2 separate regions of the Homo sapiens genome follow, and region 1 is linked to region 2. The links are chromatin loops, found by intact Hi-C in ENCODE. Cell type or tissue: ascending aorta. All regions are shown on one strand. Links, peaks and the distances in the headings refer to the core of each region. The heading gives the core; the rest is flanking DNA.

Region 1 (5,377 bases), core at 85-5,084, 770 kb before region 2:
AAACACCAAAAGAAGATTGATTGTTGTAATTCCTTTTTATCTTGCCAACAGAATCTTCACTGAGAAACCCAAGAGGCAGGAGGGGAGACAAAAGGGTTTGTTGTGTCTTTCTCCCTACACTGTCATGTTTCCTGCCTGAGTCCTATGAGGGGACACCACCATAGAGGCCCGGTGAGGCCAGCACCATGGTGTCAAAGTCTGCCTTGTGTACCTTTGCTCATGTCACCTCTTCTTTTCTCCACTTCCAAATTCTCTCTATCCACTTCTTGAACTCTTCTTTTTAGCCCAGTTTAGCCTCTCGTATGCAAGTCCCTTCCTCTGTCCCCATTGCCCCAAGGATCCATTGCCTTGACTTGCAAGCATCTTCTTGAATTTCCTGCTAATTTGAACTGAAGAGATGGAAATGCACCTTAAAGATTGGGTGGGAAGCCAGCCATGGCAATGTCTGATGCCCAGACTTGGGAGAGTGGTTGGGTGCTGTAGGAAAGAGGTGGTTCTCGGTCCCAGTGTCAGCTTGTGTTTGGAAATGTCTGCATCTTTTATGGTTTCACTACACTGGCCAGATTCTGACATCTGATCAGCACTCCTGTCTCTGACATCTGATCAGCACTCCTGTCTCTGTTAGTTCTGGTAGCGTCAGGGCTCCCAAGGGACTCTGACTTTTCATCTTCTGCTGGACAGTTAGTGTTCCCAGTTGTTGATCTATAATCCCACTCTTGACAAGAGAAATAATAAATAATTTCTGTATCACTAAACTGTGTAAAGAATATCAAATACTAGGTAAAATTTCCTTTAATAATTTTTTATCACCTGTGCTTTATCCTCACATAATTCTTTCCATTATTTTGCCATATTATTATATCTACATTTTTAAAGGTACTACGCAATTCCTATTTTTCAGGTGAAGAAACTGGAACTTAGAGAAAATGGGTAAGGCAGCAGCACTGGGTTTTGAATCCAGACTGTCTGATTTCAGAACCTTATATCCTAACTACAAGAAAATGTATTTACTTTGTCTCGTTTGCCTATCCCAGAAGCTTCCAACTTGGAAATTTTTGGAAACTATCGTATTATAGCATTCACTGCCCTTCTCACCCAAGCAATAATTGTTTCATTGTCACGTGTGTGTAAACCAATGTGAGGCTCATTTTCCTAATTTGCAAAGTGGGATAAGAATACAGATTCTGCAGGGTTACTTTGAGTCAGAAGTTAAAAGTAAGTGAACGTGCTGTTGGAACTGTGAGTACAGACAGAGCTATGCACCCATAAATAGTGAAATACCAGATCTTTCTGCACTCAAACATTACCCATGTTGATTTATAAAAAAGAAACAATGATTTCACCCTGCTCGATCACTGCCAGGCTTGATGGGATGGTAGATAAAAAGAAAAAATAATGAAGTGTAGGAAATATGCACTTCCTCTTTATGGTTATTAATTTGTTTTTGTTTTTTTTTTCTTTCTGTGCAGACTCTTCAATTGTGAGTCAGATCATAAATCATTGCTTCACTTGTGGGTTTTGGTGGAGTCAGAGTAGATGACTTGAGAGTCTATTTGCAACATCTTTTCCCTTTACCTGGCTCTGCTGGACTTCAAAAGCCTATTTTTATGTGCAGGGTAGAATATGGAGCTGGAACACTAGGTATTCCCGGCTTATTTTTGACATCAAGCCTCTCGTTGGAAAAACCAGCAATTATTAAGAGGTTTCAGTACATTTTAAAAGCATATAAAATCAAAGTTATTCAATACTGAATCTAGGGACAACAATGTATTTGGAGATTTATTACCTCCCAACACATATCTTTTAGTTTACCTTTTTTATCCCAAATGAATTTAATTTAAAATATAATCATTATAATTATACTATATAAGAATATGAACCATGCTGCCTTGGATCAAGCAAGGTTTCAGCATTGGACATCTTCCAAGAGACTCTGAGTCAGGCACGTTCAAGATGTTCTGCAGATGCATCTCACAGGTTGATCCAGCATGCAGAGGTGCTTTAAAAAGATAACTGAGTCAGCTGGGCACAGTGGCTCACACCTGTAATCCCAGCACTTTGGGGAGGCCGAGGCAGGCGGATCACGAGGTCAAGAGATCGAGACCATCCTGACCAACATGATGAAACCCCCATCTCTACTAAAAACACAAAAATTAGCTGGGCGTGGTGGCACATGCCTGTAGTCCCAGCTACTCAGGATGCTGAGACAGGAGAATCGCTTGAACCCGGAGGCGGAGGTTGCAGTGAGCTGAGCTCGTGCCACTGCCCTCCAGCCTGGCGACAGAGTGAGACTCCATCTAAAAAAAAAAAAAACAGATAACTGAGTCATGGTGCTGTACAGCCAACATAATCAAAATGTGGGCCTTCAGCACTGAATCCATTTGGCCTTACTCAAGCCTCAGCTTTCAACCCCTTGTCTTCACCACATGTTTCCCACATACCAATTCACTCTCAAAACTTACTTCACCAGGCATGACTGACCTCTTTGGGACTTAGCATCTCAACAGTGTATTCCATTTCCTCTCTGTGATTTCTGTCATCATTCAGGCTTGAGTGACTTCTCATTACAAAATCTACTGTAGGCCATGGCCTTCACTCCTGCGTGGATGTCTCTCTGTTAGATGACCAGGGTCTTAAGCAGATGACCCACACTGACTTAGGGAGCCTGTGATTCTAAAATCAGCTGCATGATTAACTCCCGTGCTTTGACTTAGATGCAGGAGACTTTTCTTTCCAAGAGAAAGAGCAATTGCTCTAGGGAGAGTGGGAAGCCTACCTCTTCCACGGGCTAGCTGAGTGACATTGGTAACTTACTTGACATTTCTGGGACATGATTACCTAATCTGCAAAATAATATTCATTACACCTATAATCTAAGGTTGCGTAAAGATTAAATTAACTTGCTCATACTAAGTGACAGCTCTAACAGATGCTTAACAAATTTCAACACGTCTTCCTCCTTTGTAGAATATTTTGTATCACTTTTTTGGCATTTTACATGCAATGCATCATGGTTAATTATTGGGGTTGTAAATCCTTTGCAAAAAAGAATCAGGTTTTATATTTTTTAATGTACTCTTGAGTGTATTCCAACCTCTTTCTCATATATTATAAATACTCAATGATTTCCAAATAGACATGTAAAGGAAATTACTGTTCTCTTTTTCTGTGCTCAGTGGAAATATGCTCCACCTGTGTCTCCTTTTCATCCCCTTTAAAACTCTTCATCGTGTGGCTGCAGATTCACTACCGTCTTCCAATTTATCCAGTTTACCTGGTGCTGCGTGGCCTGTGCTGTCTTCCCATGACAGCTCTGGTTCCCATCCTGACTCCTCCTTCCCTTGTGCCCACAGCCAAGTCTGATGGGCATGGGAGAAAGCACAAGGGAGGACGTGTTCTGGGGTGGTATTCCAGAGAGCAGGAGAATCCTGTGGACTCTCTCTGCATTATGCTACACGGATTGCCATTTTGCTCCTCAGGTACCTGAGTAAAGATTGCCATTTGTAAGGGAACAAGCTTCCTGAGTGTTCCCAGCTGCAGTAATATTTAGCCTCAGCAATCTCCAGAACAGTACACAGAGCGAGGCCCCAGCTGCGGGAGCCCTGAAGACGCCTGAGTGAAGGGGCTCTCTTCTCAGCAACATCAGTCAAGGCCAAAGGGAGACCAGCGAGCCTCCTCTTGTTCCACAGGGCCCCTGCACTCCCTTGGACACATTCCTCCTCAGGAGTAGGAGTCTGTGTCTTAAAGCATGAGCCAGGCGACAGTAACACAGACCATGCCCCACTGCATCGTGCATGAATGTTTTGTCTCATGCCATGTGACACAGGGAAGGGTGCAGGCCTTAGTGTCAGCTCTGTAGAGTTCTGCTTTCACTCTAAAGACTGTTATTTCCCTCCTATTTTATCTCCTCATCTGCTAAAATGAGGCCAATTGCAGTCTGTCTAATCTTCCTTCGCCTCCTCCACAAGCTACAGTCCCCTTTCTCATGTGACTTCCATTGCATTAAGTGTTGTTTACATATCTTTCTCCCTAAGAAGGCCTTATGCTCCTCTATGGTAGAAATAGTCCTCATTCCCCTCATGGTCCCTGGGCCCAGGCTAGCTCCAGATCCACAGCAGGCAGGCAGTGTGCTAGCCCCATGTCTTTTTCCTTTCCTTGCCTCTACCCACCAAGGGAAAAACACAGCCTTTGCACGCTTATTAAAGGCTGGCTTTCCAGAATATTACCACCACAGCTGGGGATAAGAAGAAGCTGATTTTTTTTTACCATAGGAAGGAAAACCCACTGATACAGTTTGGTATTTGTCCCCACCCAAGTCTCATGTTGAATTATAATCCTCAGTATTGGAGGTGGGGCCCGGTAGGAGGTATTTGGCTCATGGGGGTGATCCCTCATGGTCTGGTGCTGTCCTCAGATAGTGAGTGAGTTACCATGAGATCTGATTGCTGTAAAGTGTGGTGCCTCCCCTGTGAGCGATGCCTGCTCTTACTTTGCCTTCCACCATCAGTATAAGCTCCTGGAGGCCTCCCCAGAAGCTGACCAGATGTCGGTGCCATGCTTCCTACACAACCTGCAGAACTATGAGCCAACTGAACCTGTTATTTATAAATTACCCAGTCTCAGGTATTTATTTATAGCAAGAATGGCCTAACACTCCCACTTCAACAGAGTCTTGTTACATCTCAGAGGGAGAGGGCAAAGTCAGGATATTTATTGAGACTTTACAGTCTCGTCACATTTTTGTTGGTGTCTCCTGTTCCTTCTGCAGGGATGTCCTTCTCAACTGGATCCTCACCCTTCTCTGTGGAGTGTGGGATACACCCTGCTCCCACCATATTCTCCCATTTGTTTATGTTTGGGTTGAAAAATAGGCATGAGAAATATGAGTTCTTCTTGTAGTTCAATTAAGAAAAGAAGTCTTCCCTAGATGTAAACTCCTGATGGAGGGCTCCTGCCTCATCCCTGCCATCCCTATGCCTCAAAGACACTACAGTTAACCACTCAGTCATGACTTAATGTGGTTAAAAGCCCCTAAAGACACAGATTTCAAATTGGGATGGTCAAAGAAGAGTCAGTTCTAAAACATCTTTTCCCAAAGGATGGTTCTGATTGGTTTGGCCAGCACTATCTCCCTAATGAGACTTGATTCTTTTCTTTGAGACAGATGTATTCTCACTCAAGGAGGTAAAATACAATAGTCACTGCCTTCAAAGATATAATATTCCTTCATGTGATGAATTCATATTACCTGGGCAGCCCTTATGCCACTTTTAAACTTTTAGCTTGGATTGAAATTGCAGGAAAGGCACAAGTCAATTTGAGAAACTATGACTCTGTTAGGGTTCAGAATACTGAGGACCCCATCATCTTCACTTAT
Region 2 (5,377 bases), core at 251-5,250:
GTACAGGATTGTCCTAGTGGATAAAAAAAATTGCAGAATCCCTCTCCTGAGTCATTCACAATATGTTCTTGCCTTTTGCTAGTGCTTTGTCTTCTAGAACTTTCCAGACAGCACCCCACCCCTTCCTTCAGAAGCAAGGTTCCATGTTGTCTCAGTTGTGCCTGTTTCCTTTTCCAGAATTTCATTGCAATTTCCCCCATTTCTGTAACGTTTGCTCAGACTCTGTGTTGTTTAGTCAGTTGTTAGGAATCTCTTAGACTCCTGTTGTCAGTGAGGAGCCAAGCAGACACACTTGTAGACGCAACACACAGAGCAGACCCAAGTTTCTGCCACTAGGGCTGGACCACACAGGCACCTTCCCTTCCAGGCTGCAGGGTCCCCCATTGGCAGTGGCCTCGTCTCCAGGACTTTCCTGCTCTAGAACTCAGAGAAGAAGCTGCCACACCAATACTAGCATGTGACAAATAGCAGCAGACAGGCTGAGCAATTAAACAGACCCCAAATGCTTGTCAGTGGGGCTGGGCCTCACCGAGGACCAGGTAGACTATCCAGAGCATGGCCTTGCCCACCACTCAATTGACAGCTGCAGCTGAAGCCACGTGGAGGATGTCTGCCCTGTGTGGCTGAGGGAGAGTCTGAGGGTCCCCTCTCCTGCCAGGCTCCCCTGCATCAGGATACAGATGTCCAGGGGCACATGTAGACAGCCATCAGACCACCTCACGAGGGGCCTTGGGGATGTGCCCGAGGTGAGCACCTGAGTTAACTGTGTTAGCCCACTGCCAGGTGTTGGCTGTGTAAGCTGGGTTACCTGGCTTAGCTATATTACTTGAGTTAACTCACTACCCTGTGTTACCTGTATTAGCCCATGACTCTGTCACCTGTGTTACCTGCATTAGCTCACCGCCCTGTTACCTGAGTTACCTGCGTTAGCTCACTGTCCTTGATGGTGCCTCTCAAAGCACCTGTGGTAAAGGGATCCAGGTGTGTGTTTTAATATCCATTCCATTGAAAACTGTTCCTCTTGTAAAATAAGTATGGTCCTAGAAAAATGAAATGAAGACAAAACACAAATCCCATTTTTTGTTAGATTCAACAGATATGAAATTACTCTGCCTAATTGCTGTAAAGTTCACATTGATTTACTCTCAATTTCTGTTCTTCCCTGTTGCGAGCCAGTGAGACACCCAGCCCTGGTCAGCCGGCCACATCCAGGAGCCTGGTGTGGCCCTCAACCAGTCCTCACCACAAACCTAGGATGCTGGCCCTGCTCCTGTCCTACAGATGGGAAAACTCAAGCCCAAGATTGTAGAGTCTCAGCCCAGGCCTTTGCCCTGCCAAACACCTGGGCACACCTGTGAGCCTAGCTCCTTCCTGACCTCCAGCATGATCAGGGACAGCAGGGACAAAGATCAGAGACGAAGATGACCCAACATGTGTTCTCCCTTGAGGAGGACCACAGATGCCTGAGATCAATGGGTGGACAACCCATGACTGCATCATGGTGTGACAGAGAAACGGTTGGCAGGCCACATGCAACCACAGAGCAGGGAAGAAGAGAATCCTCCCTGCCAGTACAGGGAGAGCCCCTTTCAGCCCCTGGCTCATGCCCCAACCTGGAGACTCAGTTTCACCTGCTCAGCCCTCTCCACACCTGACCTCGAGTTCCACAAACAGAGATGATGATTTATGTGTTTTCACTTCCATCCCCCTTCCCACCTAGCAAGGCATCTGCTCATAAGCAATATCCACAAGAAGTTATTTAAAGGAAATAATCAGCAGAAGAGAAAGTTGGGATGCAGTGGCCTCTTCAAGTCCCCTGCACACCCCCACCCATGCATCCTGTCACAATGACTGTAGTGTGTGAATTCCTATTACTCCCTTTACAGAGGAAGAAAAGAGGTACTCTTGCCCAATATTTTCTTGGGCCTCTGGGCCATCCAGGGCCACAGCCATAGTCCAGGGGTTGAGTTTTGTCTATGCAGCCTCCCCTACTGACCATGAACTCCTCAGGGGCAGGAACATGCTCATCCCTGTCCCATAACTCCAGGCAAGTGGCCCACCAAGGGGCCAAGCACAAGACATCTGCCCTGATATCGGTTGTTCCAGAAACACTAGCGCCTTCTGGGGCCCCATTCTTGCTGCCAAGACTTAAGTAGTCACAAAAACCTACTGTCCCCTATCCTGCTGGTTGAAAGAAAGTATTTAGGGCAACTCAGAGACACTAAGGAAGGAAATGCTTTTCAAACTTTGCAGACTGTAACATGCAAAGGGTTTGAATGTCTCATAGTGAAGTTTTTGTTTTAAGGAACCTGAATATAAAATTAGGAATGAGCTGGAATGCTGTCTTGGACTCCTCGGAGCCTGGAATTTCTCCGACCTTCCCCATAATTGGAGCTGCCCCGTGAGTCTGAACACGCACCCTGTGTGGACGTGAGTTCACTCAGTGAAAAGCTCCCGCTTGCTTAACTCTCACAGCTCACCTTTAAGTGTTTGCGTGGGTGACTTCTTCTGTTGCCCAGACAACCACACTGTCACCGGGCATTTAGCTGTTGACACGTTAGGCATGTTTCACTGCATAGTGAATCAGCATTCTCTGTCTCTGGAATGAAACGAGGAAATTAAACATCAGAAACTTCTAAAGTGGCAGGAGGGCTGAAGTAAGAAATGCACAAGAGGTGACTCATCCTACTTTGATTCTGTGCCTTGGCCACAGACACAAGTTAACCCTGTAATGCCCACTTGGGAACAGTGGCTCCCGGCTCTTAGGCATGCCCAGCCCCTGGCTGCAGCAGGCTCTGACAAGGCTCTGGTGAGAGATGGCAAATACAGTGCCTTTGGGGCCAGCAGACAGCATCATTGCATGGAGAGGTGAGAAGTGAAAAATGCCAGCTCACCCTAAATGCACTCAAATCCCTGTCTTTTCCTCAGTACAGGTCAAAAGAATGATCCAGATTCAGCTCAACTGTGATCCCTGAGATATTCTTTCATGAAATAATTCTTGTAGCCAACACCCTATTGGGACAACCCTTGCTGATTCTGAAAGGTTGTCTATGTCCCTTATTTACTTCCAGCTTCATAATGTCATAGAGATTCTAAGGTGGGGATTCCCATTCATCCCTTTACAAGGGAAGAAAGGAGACACTCTTGACCAAGATCTTTAGACAGACAGCAGAACCGTATAGTTGACTCTGAGATTAAAAACCCAGTGCTCTTTACTCAATAAAATGCTGCCTCTCTAGTGAAATAAGTTAATGCACCTTTATAAATCACCTTATTTTGTGGTTACTCCTTATTTTGAGCCTTATTTCCAGTGGGTTCTCTGGCTGCTCTACCATGTAGTCTTGTTGAACTCCTCATCTGGAAGGGCCACATCTATCATGTGGGGTAAATGAGATCATTTCAGACCTTGGAGTCATAGACCATGAAGAACCTTGGAGGTAAATGGAGAAGAGTAAAGGGCACCATCATTGCTGCCCAGCCCCATCCACCGCACCCGGCACCCACCACCCTGCACTAAGTCCGAGGACAGCAAAGAGGCCAAGTGCTCCTCTCCAAGGGTGTCCCATGTCTTTCTGGGCACCAGATAGTGGGGCCTGTGGTTAATTCCCAGAATGCTGAAAATGTAGGGTTGTATGAAGATAAAAGAAAATAATATGTGTCTAGTATTATGTAAACTGCAAAGAGTAACATCCAAGGAGGGCGTTACCCCATGAGAAATCAACAGACTTGCTACAGCCCATACACAGTATCTGAGGGCGGCTTTGCTGAGGGGCTGGGGTCCTGGGGAGCTGCACCACTTCCAACACCCAAAGCCACCAAAAATTTCCCTCCACTTTGAGCTTTATCTTCCTGTGTTCCCATAGCGTTATGAAGAGAATCCAGAGATGACACCAGCCTTGCTGAGTGCACCTGGTGATGTTTGCTTTAAGGCCAGGGGGTCTTTAGAGAGACCATGACTCATGCTGGGGAGTGGAGCTGAGAGAACAGGGGGTCCCCATCCTCAAGGAGCCCCACACAATGGCAGCTGCAGACATGGAAAGAGAAAGTTATGAGGAAAACAAAGTAAGTTCTACAATAAAGCTCAGAGCCACTTGTCCTTTAACCAGACTGGCTGAGCTGATCCCAACAGGCTGGTGAAGAAAGGAGAGCCCCACCTGCTAAGAAGATTCTGGACACCAAGACCACGGTAGTATTTGAGGATGACCCCTGGGATGCACACAGGGACATGGGTTGCACCTAGAGGGGACGTCAAGGATTCCTCAGGCCCTGGGAGTGTCCAGGAGATGGATGAAGCCCTCCCAAGGTTGGCAGAGCAAGGGCTCCCACCCAGAGCCCTTTCCCGGGTGGATGGAGGAGCCCCTATCACCTCCATGTGTCTGTAGCATGCAGCTCTTCACTTCCCCACCCAGGACCTTTGATTCCCATCTGATTAATAAGGTTAAATTAGCTGGTTCTCTAAGGGGACTCCTGAAACCCCATCCTGCTGGGAAATCCAGATGTAGAACCCAGGGCACTGCATGGGCAGCACCAGTGCCTATCTCCACCTCCCAGCCCTGGTGAGGATGGCAGGGGAGGTGCTGGAACATCCTCCTGGGGCCATCGAGCCTGTCATGCTGAGGCTGGGCACTGCCCTGCTGAACATTCCCAGTGCCCTCAGTGCCAAGTTCTTGGGGGCCCTGGTGGATGCTCCACTCCACACTGATGGGCCTCGAGGAGAGGGAAGCATCCTGCAGAAGGGACACGTGGAGTCTCCCGGAGCTGCCCTGAGACCAACCTCAGGACCCAGCCTCTGGGCTGACCCAGCTGAGTGTCCAATCTCACTTCACACAGCCTCTAAAACCACAAGCTCCTGCCATCTCCCTCACCTGCCCAAAGAGGCTTCAGCTTTCTTTCTTCCTGGACCTCATCCAAACCCTCCCTCTGGGCATCATCCTCAAAGTCTTGGTGCCTCGGTGCTTTGAAGGGAAGTGCAAATGTCATTGGCAGCCCCCAGCCCTCTCGGGAGCCCAGTGGTGCCGCCCGTGCAGCTTGCTGGCCCTGGAAGCTGAGTGCTTGGAGCTGCTATGTGGACACTCCTGTAGGGAAGAGGGTGCCCCATTCATTTGGGATGAGTCTTCACATCAATTTTGTTGTGCCCAGCCTTCACCCCACCTGAGGGGTGCCTGAGGACAAGGACACTGCTACATTTTGAGTGTGTCCCCCAAAAGTTCATGTGATAGGAGGTGGAACCTAACAGAAGGTGTTTGGGTCTTGAGAACTCACCCTCATGAATGGGTTAATGCCATTCTCACAAGACTGGGTCAGTTCTCACGGGAATTGACTCACCCTCACAAGAGCAGTTTGTGACAGGTTGAGGAAGCCTCTCATGGCTGGCCTT

The links. Peaks named below come from ENCODE experiments on the same cell type or tissue, not always from the same donor. Only the 100,000 strongest peaks of a DNase experiment are listed, where the experiment ranks them.
Region 1: it touches region 2 in a loop (13-fold over the local background); 2 of 110 quality-filtered maps call a loop at or near these places.

What each region holds. Positions count from the first base shown.
Region 1 is chr7:46,749,103-46,754,479 of GRCh38, reverse strand. No RefSeq gene overlaps it. Among named protein-coding and RNA genes, the nearest start is that of SNORD151, 710 kb to the left of the region's middle. In ascending aorta, for the core only: no CTCF peak of the experiment used is centred there; DNase peaks (open chromatin) are centred at 1,343, 1,937 and 2,289; H3K27ac peaks cover 3,700 bases.
Region 2 is chr7:45,975,572-45,980,948 of GRCh38, reverse strand. It overlaps LOC102723446 (a long non-coding RNA gene), which reads right to left. Exons shown (of 4, transcript NR_187744.1): 2 at 2,481-2,599; 3 at 922-1,040. Among named protein-coding and RNA genes, the nearest start is that of IGFBP3, 57 kb to the right of the region's middle. RefSeq lists an enhancer at 2,123-3,322. In ascending aorta, for the core only: no CTCF peak of the experiment used is centred there; a DNase peak (open chromatin) is centred at 2,508; H3K27ac peaks cover 3,476 bases.